Regions from separate parts of the Homo sapiens genome. Here regions 1 and 3 are each linked to region 2. Evidence: chromatin loops called from intact Hi-C (ENCODE). Cell type or tissue: PC-3. All regions are shown on one strand. Links, peaks and the distances in the headings refer to the core of each region. The heading gives the core; the rest is flanking DNA. Region 1 has its middle 26 kb from the start of NDUFB4. Region 2 has its middle 40 kb from the start of LINC02049. Region 3 overlaps RABL3 (RAB, member of RAS oncogene family like 3).

Region 1 (10,176 bases), core at 2,851-7,850, 170 kb before region 2:
AACACTGAAGTTTAATCTTGACGCAAACTCCTCCTCTTTCTGCTAATATCATGTCTAAGGCTATCCTATTTTCCTAAGCCATCTGGCTAGTGGCCCCTAATTACTCAGCTATTTCTTTAACAGCATCTCTAGTGTGGTTAAAAAATCACTGTTGGTTGTAATAGATGTAATTTATCCAATCTACATATTTTTTTTTTTTTGAGATGGAGTCTCGCTCTGTTGCCCAGGCTGGAGTGCAGTGGTGCAATCTCGGCTCACTGCAACCTCCGCTTCCTGGGTTCATGCCATTCTCCTGCCTCAGCCTCCTGAGTAGCTGGGACTACAGGTGCCTTCCACCATGCCCGGCTAATTTTTTTTTTGTATTTTTAGTAGAGACGGGGTTTCACTGTGTTAGGCAGGATGGTCTCGATCTCCTGACCTCGTGATCTGCCCGCCTCAGCCTCCCAAAGTGCTGGGATTACAGGCGTGAGCCACCGTGCCTGGCCCAATCTACATTTTTATGAATTGTCACCCACCAAAATATTGACTCAAATCCTGCAGCGATTTGATTTTGGGCTTTAAATTGATTTGGTACTCCCTGTGGGACTCCAATTGCATTTAAATAGACGTGAAAGTCGAAAGACCCACAAGGGGCTTCTCTCGCTTTACGATGTCTTATTTTTCCTTCCTCTGGCTGATGAAATGCCAGGGTGAAAGGGATAGCCAATTGGACTAAAGCACAAGTGCCACTCCAGTTATTTGGCAGAGTGTCCAGTAAAGGTCCACCATACATCCGCTCAGGGATGAACAAGGGCTGACTGATTGATAAGTAAAATTGAATCGAAAATTCTTAAGCTCACTACATCCCTTCAGGTCTCCAAGGAACACTAAGTTTCCTCCCTGTCATGAGATACACGAAGTGAACTTAGTGTTGGGAGATGGAAGCTGGATGGCTCTCGGGGGCTGACCTGCAGGGTGCTGGACTTTGGGATATAGCAGAGAGAGAGCATGGCATGACTTGTTACTCCAGGCTCTAGAATCCTGGAAAAGAGCTACCATGCAGCCCATGCCCCATCAACTGGAGGACCACCCTAGTGGAAAGGGGACAATCTGGGCCTCTGGCCTGCCGTGCGCATAAGCGTTAACAACTGCTTTTGTATAATGTGTGGACGGAATATTTGATCCATTCCAACCAGGCATTTGCATCTTGGTATCCTGTCTTAATTGCCAAAGTTTGTTTTAAGTCTTTAACTTCTATGATAGCTATCTTGGTCTTGTCGTTAGATGGCGGAGGAGCAATTGTTCAATTGTAAGAGGTTTTGGAAGAAGGCTTAGAGGAAGGTGCAGGTGGCGGGGGATCAAAGAAATGCATTTCAAAGAATCCAAAGGGTCTGTTCCTGAAACCTTAGCCCCCATACCATAAAACAGGCTTAAAGAAGTGAACCGGCTTAGAAAAGGGGAACAACTTTGAGGGTTCGAGATAATAACCTGTATAGGATTGCACCGGTTTAGCTGACAGTTGGTGGCGGGGGGCTGTCCCTCTAGTAAAATGAATGTATGGTTTTAGGAAATTACAAAAACCAGTTGTGGCAGTCCATTCTTGCTCTTTAGTGGTCCAAAGAACATTGGACCAACTATGGCATAAAAGCTCTACATCAGGGAGCAAGAATCCTGGTTGACACTGGGGTTTTTATTGAAGTCTCCTCAGATTAAATGGTCCCAATTCACTAATGCCCAGTCTGAGGAGAGTCAGGAGGGACAAACGTACTTTTCTGAAGTAGAGAGCAGTCTGACTTGGCAAGTCCCCACAGGGTATAACAAGGCAAGCATTAAATGTAATAGTTTGAGGCAAAATTGACTTGGTTATGTTAATAACTAGATGGTCAGCAATAGAGCGAGGATAGAAGAAAGAGTAATAGCATAGATGAAAGAGTTAAATTTTCCTTAGCTTTAGTTTGGTAGGGTTTTCCCCTGGGACTATGGCCCATGACTCTGGAGGGGGACAGTGCTTTCTTGACCCGGGTGTGATGAGTCCATCCCCTTTTCACTGTGCGAACAGCAGTCTCGGTGGTTAGCAGCACAAGGTAGGGTCATTCTCAGACTGGCTCAAGTTTTCCTTCTTTCCACCCTTTGATGAGAACGTGATCCTCAGGCTGGTGCTGGTTTACTGGAAATTCTAGGGGTGGTACCTATGCAAAAAGACTCAGTTTTGAGGGAAAGGAAAGTGGAAGTATATAATATAAAGTGGAAGTATATAAACCAAGTATATAATTTCTAAGAAATTGATCTTTTATTTTAAATGTGGGGACATCAGCAGTGGACTTTATAGTCCTCGGTGCCTTCTTACTGAGAAATTTCCTTTAGCACGTATTTTTATTAGCTTTTAGACTAAAGAAAGCCAAACACCATTTTATATTTGACAATGCTTCCTGTATGATTTTTATACCAAATAAGCTAAACTTCACCTTTATATTAGTGTTATTCATGTTAAACTTAATTTTAATAAAACCTTGTAGACATATTTATCCAATTTTTAATGTCTGACCATAGGGTAAGATTTTTATAGGCTCTTTTTAACCTTTTATAATTTTTGTTAAAGAGCAGGTTAGTGCTTTAAGAAAAAACTGTTGTGCTTTTATTTTAATGTCCAGTTCACAGACAAACTGGATGATACCCCTTTAACTTTAGCGAATATGTTTACACACAGAATTTCCTTCACAATTAACATTTCAAAACTTGCTTAAATCTTTAAAACAAAGTATTTTTTAACCTTTTAATAGATAAAAATCCACATTTTTATGCCTCCTTATAATCCTTTTACCAAAGGTATATTTTACTTTCCTTATACACCTTGCACATAAACTGTTTCTTCAATAGTTTTACATTCAGGAGGCCTAATTACTTTTAAACTATACAACACATCTTTCATAAATTCCCTTTTATAACATTTTTTTCTCACGACTTTCACAGTCAATTGTTTGACATGCCTCAACTTTCTGACTTGTTGCAAATATCCCTTTCTTTAAACAACCAGTTAATTTATTTTAGGACAAGATTTTACCATATAACATTCCTTTCTACACAAAGATGATAACCATTCTTTTCCAAAGTAAACTTCCTTCATGTCTGTGGACTAGACTGTCTAAGGCCTCAAGATTAGAAGTTAGGATAATACATGTTACACTATTAACTTTTAGCAAACTTTACTTTTGTTGAAAACCTTGTAAGTTTGGGATTTCAATTATCCTTTGCTATTAATAAGATCTTGTTTAGTCTAAATTAACTTAGAATTGGTACAGATGGTTCCTTCCTGGTTCTGTAAGTACTTTAAGGCTTGGTTGAGTGCAAACAGCTTCCAATTTGAGCAGACCAATTATTAAGCAATTTTCCTAACTCTACTTCTACAAGAGTTTTCCCTATCAATTACTGAATACCAATTGTGTCTTTTACCCTCAGTCACTGGGAGGAACCATCTATTGTTGTCCTGTCCTGAAGGGAGTTCCTCCTAGGTCTTGTCGGACCTTTGTATGGTAATTAATTACGATTTAGATCCCCTGTTAGGAAACCTGCTGGGTTAAGGGAATTATCAGTGATTAATGTTAAATCATCTTTTTCTAACAGAATAGCCCCAAACTTTAAGATTTTTGATTTAGTAAGCTACCTTTTTGCCTTTTTTTTTTTTTTTTTTGACTTAGGATAGTTCTGAACTGGTGAGGTGTGCTCACAATGAGGTTCCCTCTAAAAGTTATTTTTCTACTTCTGCTAGCCAAGCAGTTGCCGCTACAGATTGAATGCTTTTGGGCCATCCGCGGGTTACTGGGTTAAGGATTTTTATTTATTTATTTATTTATTATTATTATTATTATTATTATTATTATTATTATTGTTGTTGAGATGAAGTCTTGCTATGTCGTCCAGGCTGGAGTGCGGTGGTGCAATCTCGGCTCACTGTAAGCTCCGCCTCCTAGGTTCACGCCATTGTCCTGCCTCAACCTCCTGAGTAGCTGGGACTACAGGCACCCGCCACCATGCCTGGCTAATTTTTTGTATTTTTAGTAGAGATGGGGTTTCACCGTGTTAGCCAGGATGGTCTTGATCTCCTGACCTCATGATCTGCCCACATTGGCCTTCCAAAGCGCTGGGATTACAGGAGTGAGTCACCACGCCCGGCCTAGGATTTTTGACAGGAAGGCTACGGGTTGTCAGTGGCCTCAGTGCTTTCGGGCTATGCCCTTGTTTACACTGGCAACAAGGTGGTATTGGAGTGTTACAGGGTCATGGAGAAGACCTTCAATTATCAATTATGGGTTTTAAATCTACCATGGCTTTTAAAGGAATAGGGTACGCTGTTTTTTCTTTACTACTTCTGTCTCTTTCTTTTTCTCTTTGACTTTCTGTCTCTCTCTTTCTCTCTCTCTTTGACTCCCTCTTTGTCTCTGTCTCTTCCTCTCTTTCTCTCCCTCTCTCTTTCTCTCTCTCTCTTTGACTCCCTCTTTGTCTCTGTCTCTTCCTCTCTCTCTGCCTTTCTCTCTCTTTCCCCTCTCTCTCTTCCCCCCTTCCCCTCTCTCTCTTCCCCCCTTTCCCCTTTCTCTGTCGCTCTTTCCCCTCTTTTTTCTCTCTCTCTTTTCTCTCTCTCTCTCCCCTCTCTCTCTTCCCCCCTTTCCCCTCTCTCTTCCCCCCTTTCCCCTTTCTCTGTCTCTCTTTCCCCTCTCTTTTTTTCTCTCTCTCTCTTTTCTCTCTCTCTCTCCCCCCCACTTTCTCTCTCTCCCTCTTTCCTCTCTGCTGTTCTTTCCCTGCCTCTGCCAGCTGCTTAGGCTGCTGTTCTCCAGTCTCCTTCCCCTTCCCCTGGAGGAGGGACTGGCAGGAGTGGAGCTACTCTTTCTTCCCCCAAGAAGAAAGGAAAGGGGAGTTCTGAATATTTTTCTTACTACCGGAGGTTTGTGTGAGGTTCAATTCCCCCCATCAGGATTTCTCACCTCTTTTTGAGGTTCAACGTCCCCCATGGGGATTTCTCATCTCTTTTTGAGGTTCAACCCCCACCATGGGGGATTTCTCACCTCTTTTTGAGGTTCAACCCCCCACTTATGGGGATTTCTCACCTCTTTTAGAGGTTCAGCCCCCCCATGGGGATTTCTTACCTCTTTTTGAGGTTCAACCCCCCCCATGGGTATTTCTCACCTCTTTTTGAGGTTCAATCCCCCCATGGGTATTTCTCACCTCTTTTTGAGGTTTAACCCTCCCTCATGGGGATTTCTTACCTCTTTTTGAGGTTCAACCTCCCCATCATGGGGATTTCTCACGTCTTTTTAACCTCCAAGGCTTCCCAACTAAGGAATACTTCACTGCCCCCTGTGGCTTTCTTTCCCTAGTCCTAACTAAGGAATGCTTTACTGCCCCTGCAGTTTCTCTCTACTTGGTATGTCCTAACCAAGGAATGATTTACCGCCTCGCAGCTTTTTCCTTAGTCTCGACCACCAAGGAAATACTTTACCAGCTCCTGTGGCTTCTCCTTCCTTGGTCTGTGCACAGAGTCATTGTCGCAGTATGTGAGGATCCTTTAAGCTAGGTTGTGGGCCAGTTTTTTTTTTTTTCCCATGTTGCTGAGAGCTCAGGTTATTCCTTGCACTGGGTGAGTCTTGATTTCTCACCCCTGAGGCCACCACAAGGGGGCGGGGCATGCCTCCTCATGAGAGAGAACCAGAGACTGCCCCCAGAGTGGAATGTAATCCCGGATGAGCCCCCAAATTGTTATAAATAAAGTTTTGGTGCTGCAAAAGAAATAGCACTCAGATATAACATTTTCTTTTTAATTCTCAGCAAGGCAAGTTACTTATATAGAAGGGTGCGCCCTTACAGATGGAGCAATGGTGAGCACACACTTGGACAAGGGAGGGGAAGGGGTTCTTATCCCTGACGCATGTGGCCCCTGCTGCTGTGTCATTCCCCTATTGGCTAGGGTTAGATCACACAGGCTAAACTAATTACGACTGGCTAATCTAAACAGACTGAAGGGGTGAGTGGTTCGTCGGGAAAAATGGTTATGACAGAGCATGTAATTGGAATGAGTCAGGGCAGAGTAGATAATCGGCATGAGTCAGGGTGGAGCAGGTAATTAAAAAAGTTGCTTTACAAGAAAGTTAAGTTTAAAAGTAGAAGGCAAAGAATTGAACATACTGACATATTGATTCTTTGAAAAGAAATTTAGAACTCATATCTAACACTGCCCTGAAGGGCAATCCCTCACTCTATACCTCAGCTCATCCCATTATGTTACTCAAATGTTGGGAGCCTCAGGGATTTTTCACCTCCTTTCTGTACACCTTAAGAAACCCTGATATGGCTGGGCCTGGTGGCACATGCCTGTAGTCCCAGCTGCTTGGGAGGCTGAGGCAGGAGGATTGTTTGAGCCCAGAAATTTGAGGCTAGCCTGGACAACATAGTGAGACCCCTGTCCCTGAAAAATAAATAAAACAAAACCAGTCCCTGAGTTGGACCAGGATCTGAGGTTGGAAATAGAGGGTGTTTTGGATACTGATTTGAAATTCCTAAAACAATGGTCCTCATCCTTGCCTGTGCACTGGAATCACCTGAGGAGTTTCAAAAAAATTATCATATTTGGGTCTCATCCCTAGTGTTTCTATTTGGTTGATCTGAGGCATGCTCTGGGCACTGTGAGTTATGGAGTTGTCAAAAGATCCAATGCACAGATGAACTTGAGAACCACTGTTTCTAGAGGAGGGTTTCTGAACCTCAGTGCTATGGGCATTCAGCACTACGTAGTTCTTTGTTGTGGGAGATTGTCTTGGGCATTGTGGAAAGTTTATCAGAACGTCTAGACTTTACTGACTAGATGCCAGGAGCACCCTCCCCAGTTGTGACAACAAAAAATGTCTCTAGACTTTGCCAGATGTCTTGGGGTGGGAAGGACAAAATTGCTTCTGTTGAGCACCATTAGTCCTGAGCCATTGCTAGTAGTCTGGGCTGTGAAAGACATCTCTGAGAAAGAAAGAAAGAAGGTGGCTGTTATTGCACCCTCTCTAACAAAATATATATATATATATACATGTGTATATATATGTATATATATGTATATATATATGTATATATGTATATATATGTGTATATATATATATGTGTATATATATGTGTATATATATATATGGAGAGAGAGAGAGAGAGAGATGCCAAGGGGATCTGGCAGAAAATTCTCCTGTCATTGGAAGAAACTTAATCAGGGTGCTTTCTGTTCTTTAAGGTTTTCTATTTCTAAGCAAAGAGATGGCATATTTCTTGGGGAGCATGGTAGAGGAAGGCATCTTAGAAAACGGAATTAAGAAAATGATACAGGAAACTTTCTAGCTGATCTGAGGCACAACAAAAGGAAATGAAATCTTCTTATAATTAGTATGAACAGTCTGGCTTGGATGAAATCTTGCCTCCAACTAAGGAGTTGCAGCCAGCAGTGGGGTGACAAAGTAAAAGGGCTTGGGTGCTAAGTGGATGTCAACCAGGAATGTTGCATTAGCCCTAGGAAGGCTTTGCCACCAAATTGAGAGTAGAGTGAGCTGAAATGGGTGAGAGTTGATATATGTGTATAAGAATAGTGTTAGAATGAACTCATAAGGGGAAGCCTGGGGTTTGTGAATGAAATATTTCAGTGGTTGTCTTAGTTACTGGTTGAGAGAAGAGTCCAGGAAGTACCCTAGGAGAGTGGGGAAGTGAGAGGGAAGGGAAGGATGTGAATAATGGGTGCATTATCAAGAAGTTGCCATGTGGGCACTTGGAGCAGAATTCCTCTGGGAGCTGCAGAGAGCCAGGGCAGAACACAAACCTCAGAGGTATGAGGTGACAGAGCTGCTGTATTAATCCACTAATTCCTATTTGTCATGGGTTTAAGGCTACATCCAAGGCCATTCATTCCTAAGCACTTTGGCTGAGTTCTGGTTTTGGCTTCAGGCAGAGTTGCCAGTGCTGGCAATAGAAAGCAGCCAGTTGGCACTGAATGGTGATTGCTGATGGGATGTAGGTAAGCCACTGGCAGCCTCTGCTACAGTGGTCGATTTTTAAACTTATTTTAAAGTACTGACTTCTTTGCTTAGTTAATGTTTAATTTTTAATAGACTTTTTTTATATGAAAGAATATCGGGGCCAAGCATGTTGGCTCACACCTGTAATCCCAGCACTTTGGGAGGCCAAGGTGGGAGGACAGGTTGAGCCTAGGCGTTCAAGACCAGCCAGGGAAACATGGCAAGACCTCGTCTCTACAAAAAAATAAAAAATCAGCTGGGTGTAGTGGTGTGAGCCTATAGTCTCGGTTACTCAGTACTGAGGGTGGGAGGATCGCTTGAACCCGGGAGGTTGAGGCTGTAGTGAGCTGCGATTGTGCCACCGCACTCCAGCCTGGGTGACAGAGTGAGACCCTGCCTCAAAAAAAAAAAAAAATGTATCAACCTCCGTCAGCCTTAAAGATATCTTCACCTTAGTTTTTGAGACCATGAAATACCATTGCCAGAAACCTAGCAGTCATCCCAGCCCTGTCCTTAACTCTTCTTTGAGTCACCCATTACATCCAATCCACCAAGTCATTTCAGGTCTACTCTAAAACATTCTGGAATTTATCCACTTCTGTCTCTGCTGCTACCTCATTAGTTCAGGACAAGGTTTATTTTTGCTTGGACTATCGCAATAGCTTCCTCTTGGGCACCCCACATTCACTCCTCTTTCAGGCACTTGAATCCATGAGGCTTTTTCTTAAAATGCTTCTCCCCTTCCCACCTCTCCCCATCCCCGCTCTTCCAATGACTTGCTCCTTCCTATCCTTTAGGTCTGGTTAAAGTCACATCTTCACTGAAGACCTTCCTTCCTCTGAAGAAAGAGCTCTCCTAGCTCATACCACTTGTTATTCCATATCAATCCCCGTTTGATTTCTTCTCAGCACGTTCCACAGTTTGTAATATTTTTGTTTATTTTGTTGTCTCCCTCTCTTTATTTTATTATTATCTTTTTTTGACACAGAGTCTTGCTCTGTCAACCAGGCTGGAGTGCAGTGGTGCAATCTTGGCTCACTGCGACATCTGCCACCAGGGTTCAAGCATTTCTCATACCTCAGCCCCCAAGTAACTGGGATTACAGACATGTGCCACCATGCCAGGCTAATTTTTGTGTTTTTAGTAGAGATGGGGTTTCGCCATGTTGGGCAGGTTGGTCTTGAACTCTTGGCCTCAGGCAGTTTGCCCGCTTTGGCCTCTCAAAGTGCTGGGATTATAGGTGTGAGCCACGGCACTCGAACTCCCTCTATTTATTTATTTATTTATTTATTTATTTATTTATTTATTTATTTTATTTGCTATCTCTCCAGGGGGAAGTCATGTCATCTCCCTCTCTGTAATGTAACCTTGGTAAGGGCAGGACCATGCCTATCTCCTTGACCACTTACCCCTAGTAGGATTGCCAAATTTAGCAAATAAAAATACAGGATGCCCACTTAAATTAGAATTTCAGGTAATCGATTAATAATTTTTTAACATAAGAATGTCCAAGTATTGCATAGGACATACTTACACTAAAAACTATTTGTGGTTTGTCTGAAATTTAAATTTAACTGGGCCTCATATATTTTATCTGGCAATCCTAATCCTTAGGCCCTGACACATAGCTGACTCTCACTACATCTTACTGAATGAAAATTTGGTAGCAGCATATCAAAATTGCTACTATGGCAACAAAGCTGGGGAAATGTGCAAAGTACAGAACTGAAGTAGTGAAAAATATCATTTTCCATCATATTTCTGTTCAGATTTGCCTGTCTTTTCACACCAGGAGACTCTAATCAACTCACATCTAAAGTCTTGGGCAGCCCAGCGCTCTGGGAGGGATGCTGACCATAGGAAGGGAACTGGTAGGTACAGCTTTTCACACAGTGGAAATTTTTATCATGGCCTTATACTCGGGCCTTGATTTTCTTTGGCCCTTATCTCTCCAGACTGTGAGCTCCTTAAGGGGACAGCCTGCTTCTTTTTATTCAACCCTTCATTCCCAGCATCTTCAACTGTAGCTGGTAGTAAGGACTCAACATGTGGTTACCGAATGGATTGATAAATGAGTGAAGGGTAGGGTAACTAACTGTCCTGGTTTGACCAGGACTGAGGGGTTTCCTGGGATGTGGGTCTTTCAGTGAAAAAATTGATATAGTCCTGC
Region 2 (10,176 bases), core at 2,160-7,159:
TTATGCTGTTTGTTTTGTTCTTAAATCTAGGAGTTTTATTTTCATAAAAAATGGTGGTTCTGTGGTTGCCTTCATGATATCAAAGACCCAGGTTCCTTTTATCTTTATGCTTAGCCTGCTTTGGCAAATGCTTGTTGCTTCATAATGCCTGATCCACCCTCACCTTCAGGTAGAAAGAAAGGAGGGTATTGGGGGATACATGTGCATGCCAGCTGAATCAGTATTCCCCCACTTTTTTTGTGTGTGTGGTGAAATTCACTTGACATAAAATTAACCATTTTAAAGTGAACGATTCAGTGGCAATTAGTATATTCATGGTATTATGTAACCCCCACCTCTATTCAGTTGCAAAACACTTTTATCACCCCAAAAGAAAACCCAGTATCTGTAAAACATTTACTCCTAATTCTCCCTTTCCCCCAACCCTTGGCAACCACCAGTCTTCTTTCTGTCTCTGTGGATTTACTTTTAATGAATATTCCATATAAATGGGGTCATATGGTATGTGATCTTTTATGTCTGGCTTTTTCACTTAACATGTTTTTAAGGTTTTTACATGTTGCAGCATGTATCAGTATTTTGTTCCTTTTTATGGCTAAGTAGTATCCCATTATATGTATATACCACAATTTGTTTATCCATTCAGCTATTGATGAATTTAGGTTGTTTCTATATTTTGGCTATTGTGGATAGCGCTGCTATGAATGTTTCTATAAGTATTTGTTTGAGTACCTGTTTTCAATTTTGGGGAGTATATACCTAGGAATTGCTGGGTCATATGTTCTGTGTTTCTGTGCTATTTCTTTTTGAAGTAATACTTCTTCCTGTACTATCTGCAGTAATTACTGTTATCCAATGGAGAGTAGTACAAGATGTCTCTTGTGGGATGTGGGAGTCAACAGAGAATACCAGAACTCTAGGGTCTGTGATCAGAGATTTCCTGGCAATAACTACAAAGGAGAGATTAATAGGAAATATGCATATATGCATATGAGGTAAGAATTCAGGAATTCCAGACAAACCCCCCCCAGGAAGGAATTAGGTTATCTAAGTCACCCTTTACATTTTTCCCCGGGATTCAGTCTCTGAGTCATACTGGATTCATCCTAGCCTTCTAGTGCCTTAATCTGGAACTGTGATCTGTATGCTCCAATTCTCTGTAATAGTCAAGCCTTCAAGTACAGGATCAGCAGTGGGCTGATAGCTTCATTTGGTTAAGCATGGAGGTGAGGCCCTTCTGTTTGAACATGCTTGGAACGGTACCTATATCAGGGGTGGTAGTGATGGCAGTTGTTAGCATTGAGAGGATGGATCCAGAGCGAAATTGCCTCTCACAGTATTTGTGCAGTATGGAGTCAGCGTTAATCAGCCCTATTCTACCAGCTTCAAAAACCGGAGGCTGGCAGCTTTTCATTTCAGGGTAGTGAGCTACCTGGGAGGTCTCAAGAATGATTCTGACAATGTTCCAAGGGAATCTTTCCTGCTGCTATGTGCCTGTGTGCAGGTATTATGTGTATGTAGGAGGGTGGAAAAAAGGCAAGACAGGGTGGGCCTTTATGTTTAGTGTGTGGGTGGGGAGGACCTACCGTGTGGTATATGTCAGTCACATTTCACATTTCTTACAGGCCTTAACTTCTAGTAAATTTAGTGATAATTTCTTTGCTGCTTTTTTCACTGAGACTCATTAAGCTATAAAATTATCACAATGTTACGGGCATCTGTGTCCATGTTTCCAACATCATTTAGGCATCTGGCTGCTTCCTACTGATGTAGCCTTCTTACCCCTCTCACCTCCTCCCCTGCCCCTACCAACAGTTGGGAACAAAACACTCACCAAGCAAAGAACTAACTGAAAGAATATGACAGTGGCTGCTTTTCCCTCCTACGCTACTATTTCTCAAAAAGTATTTTGGGCCAGTTTGGGAATTCTTAACTATGTCCTCGCTGCCCTCCCCTTATTTGACTCACAGATGTCTTTCCACACCACCTCCCCATCCCCCAAAATGAGCTTGGTAAGTCCCTTTCTAAAGTTGCCTTTCTCCTTGAGTGATACTCTACCTAGGCTACACCTTGGATCCTCCCTTGATTTTCTTCCCTCCTCTTTCCTGCATCCTCTTCTCCGCCATATCACTTCTGGAGCAAGCCTCTTAAACCTACTTCCTATGGTGAACATGAGTGGTTTTCATTTACTTCCCCACAGTTTTTATTCCTTCCCCACTCTCCATCCATGTGATTCAGCTGGGATTGACACCCATCATAGTGACTGGATATGGGTTCCAGGACAATCAAGTTACCTAAGGGTTTTTGTTGAAATGGAAAAAAAAAAAAAAAGCCACTCTTTTTTTCTACAAGGATTGCTAAGACAGAGACTAGAGGTGGAGAGAGACAGATTTCCAATCATGACACTTGAGCTCCTAAATTCTGCCACACTTGTAGCCATTCTTACCCTTACAATGATTTTCTGTTATGTGAATCAATACATTTTATTTTATTCTTGGGCCAATTTGAGATGGGTTTTTATCCCTTGCAATTAAAAGAACTGACCAAGACAAGACCTGTCAGCCTACTGTTATCTCCACTTCTATAGTTCCCTCTGGGCCCTATTCAATTGGAGACAGCATTTTGCCCATATCCTTAACCTTCTCAACCCCTGCCACTGACTCACTTCAGTATTAAAATTCCATACATACACTAGGGCTTTTTAGTCTATCAAGAGGCTTTCCTGTCTAATTCGATTTTTACATAAAGCTTTGAGGAAGATAGAGGAGGCATTTTTATCCCTTTTCTTCTGCTGAGGAAACAAGTTGAAAGAAGTTTATGCTGATTTACCCATTTCAAGCTATTTGTAGTCACTGCTGGGACTCAAACCTGATTTTCTTAACTGCAGATCTAGAGTTTCTCTTCTTTTCTTTTCCTTTCCTTTCTTTTCCTTCTCTTTCTTTTTTGTTTTTTTGAGATGTGGTCTCACTATGTTGGCCAGGTTGGCCTTGAACTGCTGGCCTCAAGCAATCCTCCCACCTCAGCCTCCCAAAGTGCTAGGATTACAGGCCTGAGCCATTGGACCTGGTCTTAGAGTTCTTTTTTTTATAAATTGTGTTGCCTCCCCTGGGTAGAAACACAGCTCTAATGTAAACTTACACTGTCTTCTCCCATGGAAACCTTTTTTTAACACCTGTAAGGCCCTGTGGGACAGAAGGCCTTTGTTTCACTATTTCTTTGAGATTGCTGTCCTCCATTTTTCAATATTTGAATAACATTTCATCTGTGTGTACCATCTACTACAGTCTTTGTTTCTGTTGTAGGTTCCTTCTCAAGGACTTATCCTAGTTTAAAAATACGACTTTTGCCCAAATTTCATTTGGGTCCTACTGCCCGTTGGAGAACCCTTTGGCTTCTTCGATCCTTCAACAACCCAAGACCTCCCACAAAGCCAGTCAAATCATTCATCATTTCTACTCTTCCTGATCTGCTTCTTATGATCCCACTCCTGGGCTGGGAAGTGCAACAGCAAAGAGACTAACGCATGCACTTTTGGCCTTGCTGCCTATTTTCATCTGGGCCCTTTCTGCTGTGCAGATCTCTAGGTGGCTACATTCTTATAGTAGCTGCTTCTCAACCTTTGCCAATCTGTTCATGGTCTTGCTTTCTCTATTTGATGTCTGAAACCAGTTTGCCTTCATAGAACTTCTATAATAAACATTACTGTTTGCCTACTTAGCATCTATTGCTTCCTTCCTTATAATATCTGATTTTTATTAAGGGATCCCCTTACCAAGGAAGTACATGTGTTTTAAGAGAAGCTAATGCTATAGTCATATCCACAGCTGGTCCTGATTGAGCCAAGGGTAATTACAGTAGTAATTGGGGCTGTTCCTAAATATTCTGGTTCTCCTTGGTACATAGTAGAATTGTATTTCCCAGCTTGTTGAAGTTAGGAGTGACCATATGACTTGCTTTGGCCAGTAAAATGTGAATAGAAATGATATATGTCACTTCTACGCAAACGCCTTTAAAAGCCAGTGTGTGATTCACCAGACCCCCTTCCCTCTGCTACAATGATTGCTAAAGCCTGTGTCAAGGTGAAGCCTCCATTAGCCTCTGTCCTAGGGTGACTATAATGGTAGAGCGCCCCCTGCTGACCCACACTGGCATGTAGTGAGAGCAATAAAATTTTAGCTGTATTAAATAGCCACTGAGATTTGGGGGTTGACTGCCATTGCAGTTTAAGTCCTAACCGAAATAGTAATCACATCCTCTAACCTGTACCTGGGTCAGGAACCTAGCCTAAACCAAGGAATAGGTTGAAAAAAAGCTTGTGACTCAGTTGGTACACTGAGATGAGAAGGGAGATTTGCTGGGGCTTTGATGAAAGAAGTAAGTTACTTTTAAGAAAGTAACTTTATGAAAGTAATTCATCAGAAGAGATGAATCCTCTCTTTCTCTGCATGTTGTGTGTAAACGTGAATCCTGGAGTTATTGTAGTCATCTTGCTACCTGCCTGAGGATAAAGCCAATGCAGGGGGAGAGCAGTACCAAAAGAATCACAGAGAAATGAAGCCAAAGCCCTCATTGAATCACAACCAATCATTACTCTACTTCTGGACTTTTTCATTTAGGAGAACCAATACATTTCCTTTACTGTTTAAGTCTTTTGAGTTTTCTGTTACCTGCCTCCAAAAGCATCTTAACAGTTGCAACTTCCTTTCTCGGTTCTTATTTCCACTTCCCACTCTTCCATTTAGTCTAAAAGAAATAATAACTAATAATGGCATTTGTTTAGAGAAGACTTACTCTGTAGCTGGCACTATGCTAAGTGCTTTTCAGAAGGAGATTATCATTCCATTTCAGAGTAGCAAAATGTGTGAGCTCTTTGAGAGCAAGATATATGTATTTTTAAATTTGTAGTTTTTGTAGAGATGAGGTGTTGCTAGGGCTGGTCTCGAACTCCTGGCCTCAAGCAGTCCTCCCACCTCGGCCTCCCAAGGTGTTGGGATTACAGGCATGAGCCACCATGCCCTACTTGTAAGAATCTTTTCTCATTTGTACATATTTGTTTTCACTGCAATTATGATATAGTACAGAGCCAGTACTGAGCAAATATTAACTGAACAAATATAAATTGACCTTTATCCTTAAAGGGCTTACTGTATTGTTGTATATTCAAGTGTTAGAAACCTGCAAGATTCAAGACCAATACAAGACAGTATATGCTGTTACTCAGTTGAAGATCCAAAGGGCATGGTACTAATAGTAAAGGCTATGAAAGAAAGATATTGTCATTATCATGATTGCCTGAAGGTTGGGAGCAAAAACTTTTTGGAAAAGGTCAAATTTGATCAAAAAAGAAGGATCAGAATTGAATAGTACAGCAGGTTGGGGAGTGGATATCCCCTAAAGTCAGGGCAATAACAGAAGCAATAAATAGCATGGTGTCAAAAAGGAACTTGGTGCATTGAAGAGTGTGCAGTATATCTAACTGAAGTGCTCAATGTTAGACCTTTTATTCCATTTTTCTAATCATAAGAGACAATAGAAAGCCATTTGCCTTTGAATTGCTTGAGGTAGGCTTGATATAAAAGAGGTATTGTGGCCACTACTCTGACTATATGCTCAAACCCCTTGCACACAGTAGTTAATGATGTTTGTAAACTTCAAATGCATCCATCCATGTACCATTTCTCCCCAGAGAGAGTAGAAGTTTCCAAGGGCTTGTGTGCCAAGCATTCTGCTTCTTTCCTGGCTCTCTTAATTCAATGCTAGACACATACTGGTGCACAGTAGTCCCTCAGTTAAGTACTAACTAAATTGATTTAAATTATCTGGTTTGGGGAAAGAAGTTATGTGCCTAGTGAGCCTGGTTTCTCAGCACATTAACACTTCATCAAACCTCTGTCAGATCAGATTCTCAATAGGATATCTTAAATACATGCTATTAAAATACCTAAATAGAAGTTCCATCTGTTTGAATAGACTGAGCCTGATGAATCAGCCAGAGAGGTGGGAGGCTGATCCAGCCAGACATGAACCTATCGGGTGGGGAACAGGCAGCTAGCTCTCCCTCCTTTTGCTACCCCGCTAGTGCTCACATTAGAATGTACAGATTTATGAAGTGAAAACATGATCAACCAGTTAGCAAAACGCAAAGACTGGAGCAAGCCGTAGGGCATTGTTTGTAGGCTCGCTAACAGATGTCCGGCTGGAACCCCTCTTCCCAGCTGTAGATCACACTGAAGCCCTTGTTAGAGTAGGAGAAAGAGGAGCCCTGGGACCTGCCCTTTTCACAAATCCTGGGCCACTGGAGTCTACATTTTGTTTTCATGCCATTGTAAAAAAAAATTTAAAAAGACACAAAAAAACAGGACTTATTTTGGAAACTGTCACCAGTGAAGTCACCAAGGACTTAAAGACATAAAATATAAAGATGGAAAAATGTCGAGGAAGCTGCATCCCTTCATATTTGCCCAGCAAAATTTTGCACGAACATCCATCCTTAATGAGAGTCATCAAGCCCAAATTTCCAAATGGTCTTGGCTGCCAGAATTCTAGTTACAATCAGCTTCTCCCCATTCCCATTTTCCCTTAAATACCCTGGTTGTGGGTTGCATTTTTCGATGCTGTGATTAAAGAAGGAAAATGATTTCAGGGTCACTCTTCACACCAAAATACATGTTTCAAAATGTTCTTTTCTAAACTTTGCTCCGATTGGTAGCACTTAGTACACAAGGCCTTGCACACAATAGGTGCTCAGTAAATAATTTGTTCAATTAAACTGAATCAGACTTCATTCTTCTAAACTAAGAAAAAAATTGAGTGTGCTTTCTTATTAGCACCACTGGCCTGATTTCTCTTCTACCGTGCTGTCTGTCAACTTGCCTTTCCATGTCTGTAGCCTTAACCCAGCCCCTAACACAAAGACATGCAAACACAGTCCCACACTATCCCATTCAAGTGTTTCTATTGCTCCTTTATGGGTCTGCTTATGGTATTTACTTTGTTAAATGAGAGAGGAAGTGAAAAGAATAATGTCTAAGAGTCAAAAGACCTGGATTCTCCTCCCACTTTTGTCATTACTTTGGATCTTAGGTAAGTGACTATGCGCTCAGATTCCTCATCTCTGAAGTAATAATAATAATATATATGCCTGACCTACCTCCCAGGATTGTTGTGAATATCAAATGAGCTAATATATGTGAAAACCCTTTGAGAACAGAAAAGGCTTTTTAAAGAACTGTTCTTATAAGAACCTCACCCAGTTCATGTACCCAGTAAAGCATCAAGAAGGTCTTCCATACCGTGTTTCCCTGGGAAATGGGTTCCTTCTCACCTCCTTTCTCCAGGAAATGCTAACTGGCTGACCTCCTGGGACACATTTACTCTGATGAATACACTGAGGTCTAGGGTTGGGCCCTCAGCTTTACAGCATCAGAAACTGGATCTTGACAGAGCCTCTGAGTTGATCAGACTAAGAGATGCTGACTCATACTAATCCACAAGAGACTGATATATAACCAGAATGCCAGTTTATTAATTTACAGTGGGAAACATTTGGCCTGATCTGTCCCTTTTCTCCCTACAGGCCAGTTGCATGGGAAGAGAGATCATCTGAAAGTTGCTCAATGAACAAGGAACTTTGACAAAGAGAGTTATATTATTCAAATGTTTGATAACATAGGGCTCTGCTCAACTGGAGCCTCTGTCTCCTCAACAGGAATCTGCTCCAGATGATCTAGATGTTTCAGGCACTGTGGCGGAAGCCCCCATTCCTGAACAATGCACACAAGAGCCAGTGTACCATGTGTGCCCTTTTCCCCACATTCCCTCTGTTGACCAACACATTGCTCTTTATATATATTAATCCTTTTGAGACTTCTTGCAGTGCACCTGTGGTTCCCAAAGCCAGTCTGCTGACCAGGAAGAAGCCGGTTGCCACAAAAGCACCTGGGATACATGTAAAGAAATAACGGGCTTGTATAGCTCTACTGGAAATTCTAATAATTAGGTCTGTGGAGGAGTCTAGGAATCTGAATGTTTACAGGCATCCCAAGTGACTCTGATCATCAGCCAGGTTGGGGAACCACTGATATAAAAGTCTTATTGGCTAATAATCTATTCTACCACTTTAAGACGACTTTGCATATTCTGATCAGATCCATTACAGACTGATTGTATAGATTAACTCTCAGAACAAAATATTATTTCCTAGTTCTCAAAGGCCAATCGCTGTTGTATCCTTGAGCTTGCTTCCTTCATTCTTTCTTTCCTTCCCTCTTTCCTTCTTTTCCTTCCTCCCCCCACCCCTCTCCCTTACATAAATATTTATAAATACATAATGCATAAGGAAGCTTACCAAGAGGAGGCTGTAGCAGTTGACACTCCAAGAGCCAAAACCAAAAGCTGCTGTTAGGTGATAATAGACTTGGAGGATTAGGATATATAAGCCTGGTGCACAGACCGCTCTAAGGCCAGCCAGTAATACCAAGGCCTGACATTGAACAATCTTGAGATAATTTCTCTGTGGTAAGCAACCCTGGGCCTTGGCATACTTCCTGAGCTGATGTCCTGTAGGAAACAACATTATGCTCCCAAGTGACCTTGAGGGAAACTCCAAGAACCATGTTTCCGTCCCGCTCATGACAAAGCAGACAGCCGTCTTTCCTCTCAAATATGGCTCCCATGTCGCTAGCACCTGGCAGTGCCTTGCTTCCAGCAGAGCACCAAAATCAGGACAGCAAAGTGAGAGTCAAATCTAAGGAGGGGTGCCAATGTGTGATGGGCATCTCTTTATACCAGGTTCTGTGTTCCCATACTATATATCCTATGCACCACAAAAATCACTGAAACAGGTTTCGGTATCTCCATTTTCTAGATGAAGAAATTGAGGCTCAAAGGGACTAAGTAACTTGCTAAATAAAGGTCATGCCAGCAGTTAAGTGGTGGAATTGGGATTTGAATCCAAGCTCACTCCGTTCCAAATTCTATGTTCTTTCCATAATCCCATGCTGCTGAGTAAACAGGGAGGTTGGAAGTGGGAGTTTTGAACATAAGCTTCATTTGCTATTCATACTAATTTATAGATAATTTTTATAATTTCTCTATACAGAATGACATATATAAATACATTTTTTTTCAAATATTCCATAACAACTATCACATTCCTACATATAAAATATACTAGCATCTAAATCTGCATTTGGTTAATCCTGATTCTTTTCTCAGGGGGAAAAAGGCGGCTATAATTAGGGATAGGATTGGGAGTCAGGATATCTAGTTTATAGTCCTGGCTCTGCCTTTCACTCACTGTGTACATTAGGAAATTCCTTTTTTCTTCCTGAGCCTCATTTTCATCATCTGTCAAAGGAAGGGTTGGATTAGATCTTTTACATGCTAGGATTCTAAAAATCTAGTAACACTGTTACCATGTTTCTTAATTGTTTTAGATCAAAGCACAGAAATTGAACAGTAGAAAAAGAAATCTGAACACATATATTAGAAGGCTATTTAATAATAACTAATTTTATTGAGCACTGTTTGTATGCCAGGGACTGTACTAACTAGTTTGTATTACTTATTTTGATTACTTCTTATCACATCAACTCTATTCTTATTTATCCATCTCTTAGGAATAGAGAGGTAAGTAATTTGCCCAAGATCACATGGCTGGTAAGAGGAGAAGCCAATGCTGAAATCCAAGCACAAGCCTAGGGCCAGCTCCTAAATATAGTCCTAGCTTCCACTCTTGCTTTACAGCTCCCACTCTGATGACTGTGTAGGACATTTATGAAAGTTGCATTTGGATTATCTGATCTTGGGACATGAGGAAAAAAGGACAGCACATATCAGCCCATGTAAGGGAATTTCCTAGAGACTATTGTTATGATTATCTCCCTTGGGAAAGGGAGCTGTAAAAGTTATATAGAATATGTTCAGGTTCAGAGAGTCAACTGCATCAGAGAAAACATTATACTGGTCAACAGGCCCTGGACATAAAATTACTTCTATTCCTTAATATTATTAGTAAGCTTTGTTTTCCTAACACCAAGGTCATAAAAGTTAGGCCCCAGTTTCTCTGCCTGGGTTTAAGTAGGAGGAAATAAATCAAGAAGGAGAAGAACTTTTCTTGCTCTTACTGATCCTGTGGAGGTAAAGGCAAGTGGGAGGAAGGAATGGTTGCTGGCA
Region 3 (10,176 bases), core at 2,179-7,178, 100 kb before region 2:
TGTTGACACAGAATAATATTCTTAGTTTTCTGATTATAGCTAAGGGACATTTCAGGAGTTGACTTTTCCTTAAAAAAACAAATAGAGAGGAGGCTGTAAATGTCTCTCACTGCCCTTGTGCAGGTCTTAGATTTTACCCTACCTATTTCCAAACAGAAAACCTAGACTGTATATAGCAGCAACCTTAAGAGTGAGGGAGCTGTCAATTTTTCACATCATTTTACCAGAATTCTTTTTTTCTGGTATTGCTGTTCTCTATGTATTATTAATTTGTATTTATATTTAACTCTGGCTATTAGTCCGCCTCTTCCAGTCACTGAGCCATTTGCAAAGGAGAGAAGAGGGAGACAAGGGTTGCTATTATTAGGCATTCCTGTGTGTGACAATGGTGGAGACAATTAAATAACACCATTTTGCATCTTTGAAAATGACAGAGATTGTTTGGGGTAGACAACTCAGGGCTGGTTAACAAGACCGTTCCCCTCAAGAAGGTAAAACAATGGAGATACGTTTTTGAAGTACTTAATTAAGCTTTCAGCAATGAGTGTGGGAAAATTACAGACCCATAAAAACCCTCCAGTTCTAGGCAAGAGTAAATTTTCTCTGCAGTACACTGTCATTGCTCATTTACTGCATCATTTTGACAACATCTCATATTTACACAAGGCTTTTACATAATCTATACACAGGGACAGAAAGGTAAGGAACACAGAGAACAGGGACAAAGTTTGGACCTCCCGTATTGTCACTTCCTTTCATTTTTCCATTAAAGGGTAAGGCTGAAGGGTAGCATTTTAAGATGATTTTGTTAAAAGGCTGTGATGGTAATAATTGAACACAGCAAGATGAGCTGTGAAAAACTGCCACTGCTTGCTCACTCTTCCAAAGGATGAGTGTAATTCAGTCATAATGAAGGCTCTTTAATGTTCCTGCCCCAAATCTTTTCCGATCAGGAAAGCCTGGAATCTGTAGGCAAGAAAGATAATTGCATTAAGTCTCAAGCAATAAAAGTTCAAATACTAATAGTAATTTTTCCCTTCTTTTCCATTTCTGTATGTCAGCCTGCTGTTTCTTAAAAAAACAACTTTCTGAGGTTTTACTCAGAAAACCACAGATTAAATAATAAAAATAAATCTTACCCAAATGGAAAACATTTCCCAACAAATTGGTGATAGTGTCATCTAAATCAGAAAGAATGAAGGTAAATCTCATAATACCTACTAGACTTTTATAGAAATTATTTGTATTGTGACAGACCCTGAACGTATACTCTTGGAGTCCCAAGCAAATTATTTTCTTCTTCTATTTTATAATGTAATCTTATTCCTAGATTATATTTGTTTCCTAGATCCTTATTTTCCCTTTGTTCTGATTTTCTCCTTTTGTATTTAACAGGATAGAAGGAAATCAGTTGCTTGTGCCTATAAAGGGCTTTCCCCAACTTTTTAAAACTACTTCTGAACTTAAATTTGGAAATCACCTATCAAAATTTAAGAATCTATTTTATCAAGAAAAGAGATACCAACCTGATTACCTTCTCTTAAAAAGTATCTCTTCTCTATGACCTGTGAAAAACAAAGATTTTAAAGGCTTAGCACACATACCTGCAAAAAGTGGCTAACTGCAACGACCACTAATGGTACTAAAAGGAATATATCCAAACTAAGAATCTTTTCCATAGCAGTAGACATGTAGTACAGTCAGCTAAAAATCTGGTGTTAATGAGATCAGAATTGTGAGAGTATTTCCATAAAAGCCTGCCTCATTCCAAAACGCATTAATGATAGATCAAAAAATAAATGAATAACAAAAACTAAATAATGATAGAATGATATAAGATCCTATGCAATTCTTAGAGTATGACAGCAAATCTGACTCTAAGTTTCCTAGCAGTCAGTCCCAAAAGGTACTAAACAGCATCCATAAAATAAAAAAAGCACTTGCCTGCTACAATAGTCTTGTCTATTTCTTAAAGAGGGGACTGTTTAACATAGCAAACCACCACATCCCTATAGTAAGTGGTGACAAATTCTATATGTCCTCAATATAGACAGATGACACAACATCAAAAGCAGTCTAATGACTGTTGTAAATTGTCTACTTTTTTTTAACTAACTGCACCCTTACTTCAGTAGTTTCAGAATTACCTGCATTTGATAAGTAGAAAAAACATGTTCAAGCAGCAGATGTATCTGCACAAATCCATCACCATTATTGAAAAGAAACCCTCAAAATATATGTCCAAATGTAATAAGTTTAAGAGCACCATGTTTTCATTTTTTCCCAAAACTGCTGTAAACCCTAAAGAGCACCATGTTTCCAGATGATGAAAAACATTTTCAAGAATAATAAATTCTGTTCTGACACTTGAGAAACTGCAATGGTTACAGAGGAAGTATTATAAATGGTCTCTGATTTAGGATGGCTTGACTACGATTTTTTGACTTTATGGTGGTGTGAAAGCAACATGCATTCAGTAGAAACTGTACTTTGAGTGCCCATACAATGGGCACTTTTTTCACTTTCAGTATAGTATTCAATAAATTACATGAGCCATTCACAACTTTTTAATAAAATAGGCTTGTGTTAGATGATTCTGCCTAACTGTAGGCTAACATAAGTGTTCTGAGCATGTTTAAGGAAGGCTAGGCTAAGCTGCGATGCTTGGTAAGTTGGGTGTAATAAATGTATTTTTGACTAACAATGTTTCCAATTTACAAGGGGTTTACTGAGATATAACCCTATCGCAAGTTGAGGAATAGCTGTATTTTCTTTACATAGACCTGCTGTGATAAGAAAAGTTAATCGGATAATAATACAGATCAGCTGGAGATGAACTCTAAGACATTCAAATCTGAAATTATGCAGCTAAGAGTTCCTCTGAATGAGAACAGACCAGCTTGCTCTCTCTGGTGCCACAGCCATTCATCCAGATTCAACACCAAGACCATTCATCCAGATCCAAGACCAAGACCAGCTTGCTCTCTCTGGTGCGACAGCCATTCATCCAGATTCTTGCTGTCTTGGAGACTATAGCTGGATTATTTTTAGCCACAAGACACCAGGGCAAAGTTGCATTCACTTACCCCAGAGGTAGAAAAGTTGGTTTATCATTAGTGTACATCTTAAAACAATCCCACAAAAACCAAGAAGGAGACTGATTCCCTTTCCTCTCTATGGCAGGACAGGAAAATCTGATTATTCTGGAGCGTGAGGAATTACTACTAGTTGAAAGAGGCTGGAGAAGGAGTTAGACTTCCTTTTGGAGAAGAAATCTTTTTTTTTTGTTTGTTTCAGATGGAGTCCTGCTCTGTCACCCAGGCTGGAGTGCAGTGGTGCGATCTCGGCTCACTGCAAGCTCCACCTCCTGGGTTCACGCCATTCTCCTGCCTCAGCCTCCTGAGTAGCTGGGACTACAGGCGCCCGCCACCACACTCAGCTAATTTTTTGTATTTTTACTAGAGATGGGGTTTCACCATGCTAGCCATGATGGTCTTGATCTCCTGACCTCGTCATCTGCCCGCCTCGGCCTCCCAAAGTATTGGGATTACAGGCGTGAGGCACCGTGCCCGGCTGGAGAATAAATCTTTATGCTAAATTCTGGAAGAACTGATGTATAGAAAACTGGGTGAAATCTGGTTGTCAGCTCCTTTGGTTTCAGGCAACCACCTCAGTCTGGAGGTCTGGCCAACCTCCTAACCCACATACATTTTGTTGTGATTCAGGCAATAAAAGAGAAGTTACCTTTTTGGTTTTGGTCATAATTCTTTACCCCTGACTTGCAATGTGTACTCCTGATTTTTTAAAAAATAAAGCCTTGCCTGACAACTCGGATTATACCAATCAATAACCCAGTTTCTCTAGGATGTAATTTAGTATATCTTATTTTTTAATTTTAGAACTAATAAAATTTTAAATTTAAACAACATACTGTGGGATCTTTCCAGGTCAGGGCAGATCTATAAGATGTTGCTCATAAGGGACAGAATTTTGTATTGATGGGGCCATAGATCTAAACCAAATGGAAATTCTTATATTTTAAGTTTGAAAACAATGTGGGCAAAAAATCTGGCTCCTTGCAGTGCTGCACAACATTTTTCATGTCATGGCACACGTAGAAAATGCTAATATTTGTATAGCACACTGGAGAAAATGGAAGCGGTTGCCAATCACCCAACCCCCCCACCCTGAGGACCCTGGCTGCTCTGAGAACTGAGGGAAATCAGCATCTAGGCACATCTGTACCCTATTTCCCACATATCAGTTAAGAAGTTTTGCAGTGAAGCAAAATTTTCCTAGTGGCCTAATATTAATCGAGGAGGGTGCTGGAGCTTATCTAGTGCTGATAAAAAGGCCAAATATTAAATCCCAAATTATCTAAAGGTGGGGCTTATCCAATGCTGAACAAAAGGGCCAATTATTAAATCCCTAAATAGTTAAAAGAAAAAAATGATTGATAAAGAAGAGCTATGGGGAAGATGATTTTCTTAGGAGATGTCACTTAAAAAGAAATATAACACAGGAATTAACCTTTTTCAATAATACATGCAGAAAGACATCCTGTTTTACCTTACTATGCAATGTGAGCATTGGACAAACAACTTAAACTTGGTCAATACTATGTGCAATAAAGTTGTATGGCTTTGTGAAGGAAAGACAAAGAGTGCTCTAATTTACCAGTATGCTGAGTCATTCTACATTTTCCTTCCAGCTGAGGACAATAAAACAATGTTAGCAGAGAGTCAATAATTGGAATGCAAATATTTCTGAGAGGGAAACACTAGGAAATCAAGAAGACATTACCTTAAAAGGTAACAGTAACATTTATGTAGAGAATATTAACAGCTAGGAGAGCAAAAAGAACTCAGGGCTTTAAGCAGAATCTCCTCAGTTCAGTGCCTTTATGGGGGTGGGAGGGTGAATAAGTGAAAAAAAGAGCTAGAAAATGGGTAAGTAGAAATTCTTTTAAAGAGAGGAATTAGATATCTTTTTAAAACCCCCATTTAAATCCAGTAGCTTTTGCCCTTTACTTAGAGAACACTGGTGATGGAATAAATACGTCAGCAGGCCTTGGGCAATTATACCAACAGATAAGAGAGATCAAAACAAGGATTATTCCAGGCTGTGAAGTTTTGGACAAAAAAATAAAGGTCATAGGATTCTACAAAAAAATTTTAAACTCTCATAATATATAAATTAAGTTTAAAAATAACTTAATTGAAACCATTACCTTATCAAAAAACCTACTGAGCTTGACAGCATTGGAAGAACCTGCAGCTAAGTACCGTGGATTTGTGCAGTCCTAGAAGATAAAACATAAGATCCACAATTGAAAGTTAGGAAACCCAAGCTCGTTGCTATTCATAACTTATCCTGTTGCATATTTCTGTAGGCATAATACTATTAGGCACAATACTCTCACAAAATATTCAAATAATTTTCAAATTATGGTGCACAAAGGAGGAAAGTATTAAAGGAAAATAAGGTCACTTAATCTTTGTAATTTAAACAATTTTAGAGTATACCAAATCAGTGTATTCATCATCAAATAATTCATAGAGGAAGACAAGATTACTAATATTTTACTAATATCAAAACCAAGGTACTACTGGAGTGACCTACCTACATTTACCCCGAAAACCAGAGAGAGAGAGCCATGAAAAACAGTAAGCATTTCACTTTTAGTACTAGTTAATCACCAGTGCTCAACTAATTTAGTACTATGCAGTTCATATGAATCGGAGAAAGCAAGAAAATAAGGATTTAGAGGTGCAAAGAACAAACAGAACAATTGCCAAGGATTTCTCTTTAGATGCAAGGTACTACATCTTTTGGTAGGCCACAAAGATATATTATTTTTGGTAATAAACATCTACTACTATTGTTTGATAATAAAGATATATTACTACTCTTTGATGGAATTTTATTATAGGGAAAAAAAATGGGCCCAGAAGGGACAAAACGATCTGGAACATTAATCATTACAATAACTTTAAAACCTTAAAAGGCCTACTATCCGCTGGAATTCCAGTCTAGCTGTTTTTTTTTTTTTTTGCTTGTCACCATTGACTTGTGACCTTGAGAGATAGAGTACTTTGATTTTTACCTGAAATGTACCTAAGACCAAACTATAAGGGCTATCATGTAAGCTCCTTTGCAAGTATGAAATTTTGTCTTTTAGCTATAGACCCTCTGTGCCCCTAGAAATTACTGAAATTACTATTATTACATTTATTCTGTTTTTGCAATCTCCAGGCCCACATGATTCCTTTCTAATGAAGCCTCCTATTTTATTCATATGCAACATTTCAAGGCTCACACTTTAAATTTTAGCCAGAAATGATAATACATTCTCTAAAACCACAAAAAAGAGAGGCTACAACAAAGTTGTCAAAGATCACAGAGTACTAGAAATTAGGGGTCTTCAAAGCCAGCAAGCAATAAATCAGAATATCCATCCCAACATTTCTACTCTGTGTAACACTGGTTAGGGTACTAAACCTTTAAATTTGGGCTTACTGATTTGTGGAATGGGGATAACAATATTTTATTTCACGGGATTTTTGTGAAAAATTAAATAATCCATACCTGGACATACTGGGTAGTAAAATATTAGTCCTCCTCTCTTCAATCTAAGAAAATGCTAGCAGATTGAATTTTCAGGCACAACAAGCACTTACCACAATAAAGATAATTCCATATATGGATTATGTAGACTGAAACATCATTGCACTAACTATGGTATTTGAAATAGTGTTTGAACACATTTCTACAGCAATTGGGGCATATAAGAGACAAACCTTAGATCTGTGGTAGAAATGTTTTATAAAATAGATATTGATTAGCTAGTCATCAGAATGTCAAAAGTTTGAGACAATTCTAAATAGAGCTGAAGTACTAAATACAAAAACTAAAGCAAACAACAAGCAAACAAAAAAACACCCCCAAAACCTTAATTCTATGGTTCCATAATTTCAGGTCGACCAGCCTAGAGAAACACTATGATTTTTGGGATAAGAAATTTAGAGCTGAAAGAGCCATCTGCCATTTATCATGGCTGAGGGAAAAGCCTGAAAATTAATAGCTCCAAATAGCTTGACTGAGCTTGAGAAAGGACTATTAACTAGGGAAGATACTTCAATATGATCGCTTCAAAGTAAATACGTAACAGAGAAAAGTTTTTACAGGGTACAATAAGCCTAACAGGATTTTAGAAAATAAGTAATGGTTCACCTATTTATAATTTAAACAATTTGCATGTATTCAGGCAGTTATTTATTAACTCTGATTCCACCTTTGATGTATACATTTGTTAATTCTTACTTTTCTACAGTTTTAAGGAAATTTATACAGTAACTGATGTTAGCACTAATAATGTTACATTAGTTTTTATTTGAGGCTTTATATTTAATTGCTGAATTTCTGATTGCTATTTCTTTTTGAAACTCTTGTATTCAATTTTCCTCCTCATTTTTTCTTCCCTGCATTCTCTGACCCTCTCCTATTGTTATGTGTGCTGTGTTCTTGAAGCTGTACACTGATAAAGGCCAAAAACATGTTATATTTGAACTCTTTGGAGACTGTATGTGCTAAAGTCTCACTACCTGAGTACCTTTACATCTGACTCACAGTTAAAAGATGGCCTTGGCTTTGTAAGGCAAGTAGGAATAACACACACACACACACACACACACACACACACACACATGCACGCGATTATCAGAGAAACCCACAGGCACTAGAAACAGATACATTCTAAAATATATTAAAGTAAGCGCTGAAACAAATTAAGTGTTTTCAATGGTAAATTTCTCTTTGGAAATAATGTTCAAAGTAATCTCAGCACTTCTTCAACAAGAATATTATATATCTATATAGCAAGAATCCTTTGGAATATCATGGTTCAGTGCTGACTACCTGGGGTATGCACATCAAATATTCCATTGTGGCAGCTGAGAAAAATGAGGGGCTCTCCGCTGCAAAGCAGAATGTAAAAAACAATGGAATGGCAGGCAGAAGCTGGGGGTAGAGGTGGGGCTGAACCAAGCAGTGTTCATAAACATTGATTCATAGAATAAAGGCATCAGAAGCACCTGAGTTATTTGTTAAAACTGCAGATTCCTGGTCCTCCTGCCAGGCTTGATGAATAAAAAGCTCCAGCTGTGGGACGGTTATTCAAAATTTTCCATAGGTACTATTGGTAATATAAATACACAATCAGATTTGGGTAACTGTTGGTCTAGATGATTTCTAAGAGTTTTTTCAGCTGCCAAATTCTCAAGGTGAGTTGAAGGATTAATTAAGTGCAAAAGAGGCTTAACTGTAGAGCACAGGCTCTGAATCTGAATACCCTAATTGACCTGGGTAAACTTCCTTGGTCTTGTTACGTCTCTCCTTCTTATCTTTAAAAAGAGGATAGTAATAGTACCTGTCTTATAGAGTTGATTGTGAAGATGATGCATGTGAGATAATGTATGTAAATAACTAAAACAGTTTTCAACCCGTAAGTGCTCAATAAATGTTGCTCACTAGTACTATTACACCACCACCACTGCATTTCTGGAATGCCAGTGCACAGTTGCAGAAATCCTATTTGTGAACAACATGACCATGACTGAAATTGCTGGCCAGGATCTTTTTCTGGGATCCTAACAGGCTTACATGACAACCATTTCTTAGCTTTTTTACGCGCTCAGTTCTCATTGAGCTAGTTATCTCATCAAGGGACTCAATCCTCTATATATGCATAAGTGTACATAAATTAGTCCTTATGAAGCACTCCTAGTTTAAGGTTTGCAATTTTTTCATGTATTTGTTACGTTGCCCTTTAAGGTAAAATTTGTAGTTTAAGAAGCTAAGAGGCTTTTTAAAAGCAAGAATAATATGCTTATAGTGCCACTTTAATCAATTTATTTTAATTTTGGTGTGATTTTAAAAACCTTTCTCAAGAAAAAGCCCATGGGCCAGGTGCAGTGGCTCGCGCCTGTAATCCCAGCACTTTGGGAGGCCAAGGAGGGCAAATCCAGTCAAGAGTTCAAGACTAGCCTGGGCAACATGGCAAAACCCCATCTCTACTAAAAATATTTAAAAAATTAGCTGGACATGGTGGTACATGCCTGTAATCCCAGCTACTCAGGTGGCCTAAGCATGAGAATCGCTTGAACCCAGGAGGTAGAGGCTGCAGTGAGCTGAGAACGCGCCACTGCACTCCAGTCTGGGCGACAGAGCGAGACTCTGTTTCAAAAAAAGAAGCCTATGATTTAAATTATTCATAGAATAAAGTTGGAACATTCCAACAGACCAACATAAAAGGCTGAAGTGACTGTGCACATCTCTCAGTCTAGATATGTTGATTCCAATCTTGACTACGTTTAGACTAGAATCCAAATAGCCTGATTTCAAGTATAAAGCTTCTTTCACTAGAATATATTATTTGAATATGTCTTCAGTTTTGTCTTTACCCGATAATAATACAAGCATGCATTAGTGAAAATACATACCAAATTAATTTCTTCTGGATTGAAATCCTCAGCCAGGAAAGCAGTCCTAGTTAAAACTTCATGGCGCTTTGTTTCATGAATCTGGTCCAGTTTAGTCCCTATTACCAACAGTGGTATTTGGTTATCAGCAAACTGTTCTTGATCATAATCCCTGTGATAAATAATAATGAAGAGGTGAATAGAATGTATCTTTCTGGTGTAGATGTGTAATATTTAAGTGCAACTAAGTTACACTATTTTACTGAAAATTAACTGATTTTTGCTGCCTTCACCTACAAACCTACTTTCCTTCCAACTTCTTCCATCTACTTGTTCTTTTATCAATCCATCCTCATCATCAGATTCCAGCTATTCATCTAACTTCTCAAAATTTGGTCCCATGTTTTTATTGAATATTGAACAATACTGAATAATTGAACAACTAAGTGCCCATCAAGTATATTACAGTCAGTGGACTTAACTTCCAATGTAGCTGTGTCTTCTAAGGTTAACATAACAGCTCAGGAATATTTCAGAGTAGAAGCAGAGAGTGGATTTAAGCCTCATCGTAGCAAAAACCCAAAAGCCTAGCATGGCACTCAAGCCTTGTGCTAGAAGAGAAAATGGCAAGCTTCTTGGGTACCTTTTGGGGTATGCATTAATTCTATATCTACAATACACATTTCTGTCTGAATAG

What was found. A loop is a pair of places that touch in the nucleus more often than their neighbours do. Peaks named below come from ENCODE experiments on the same cell type or tissue, not always from the same donor. Only the 100,000 strongest peaks of a DNase experiment are listed, where the experiment ranks them.
Region 1: a loop joins it to region 2, with 10 times the contacts of the local background. A loop is called at or near these places in 10 of 110 quality-filtered maps.
Region 3: a loop joins it to region 2, with 8 times the contacts of the local background. A loop is called at or near these places in 6 of 110 quality-filtered maps.

What each region holds. Positions count from the first base shown.
Region 1 is chr3:120,617,572-120,627,747 of GRCh38, forward strand. No RefSeq gene overlaps it. Among named protein-coding and RNA genes, the nearest start is that of NDUFB4, 26 kb to the left of the region's middle. In PC-3, for the core only: a CTCF peak has its summit at 5,624 (motif pointing right); DNase peaks (open chromatin) are centred at 5,620 and 6,010; H3K4me3 peaks cover 892 bases; H3K27ac peaks cover 2,189 bases.
Region 2 is chr3:120,791,107-120,801,282 of GRCh38, forward strand. No RefSeq gene overlaps it. Among named protein-coding and RNA genes, the nearest start is that of LINC02049, 40 kb to the right of the region's middle. RefSeq lists an enhancer at 3,956-4,250. In PC-3, for the core only: a CTCF peak has its summit at 4,126 (motif pointing left); a DNase peak (open chromatin) is centred at 4,105; H3K27ac peaks cover 392 bases.
Region 3 is chr3:120,688,923-120,699,098 of GRCh38, forward strand. It overlaps RABL3 (RAB, member of RAS oncogene family like 3), which reads right to left. Exons shown (of 8, transcript NM_173825.5): 5 at 9,501-9,651; 6 at 5,231-5,302; 7 at 1,527-1,565; 8 at 1-966. The coding sequence ends at 901. Among named protein-coding and RNA genes, the nearest start is that of HGD, 12 kb to the left of the region's middle. In PC-3, for the core only: no CTCF peak of the experiment used is centred there; a DNase peak (open chromatin) is centred at 4,679; H3K27ac peaks cover 936 bases.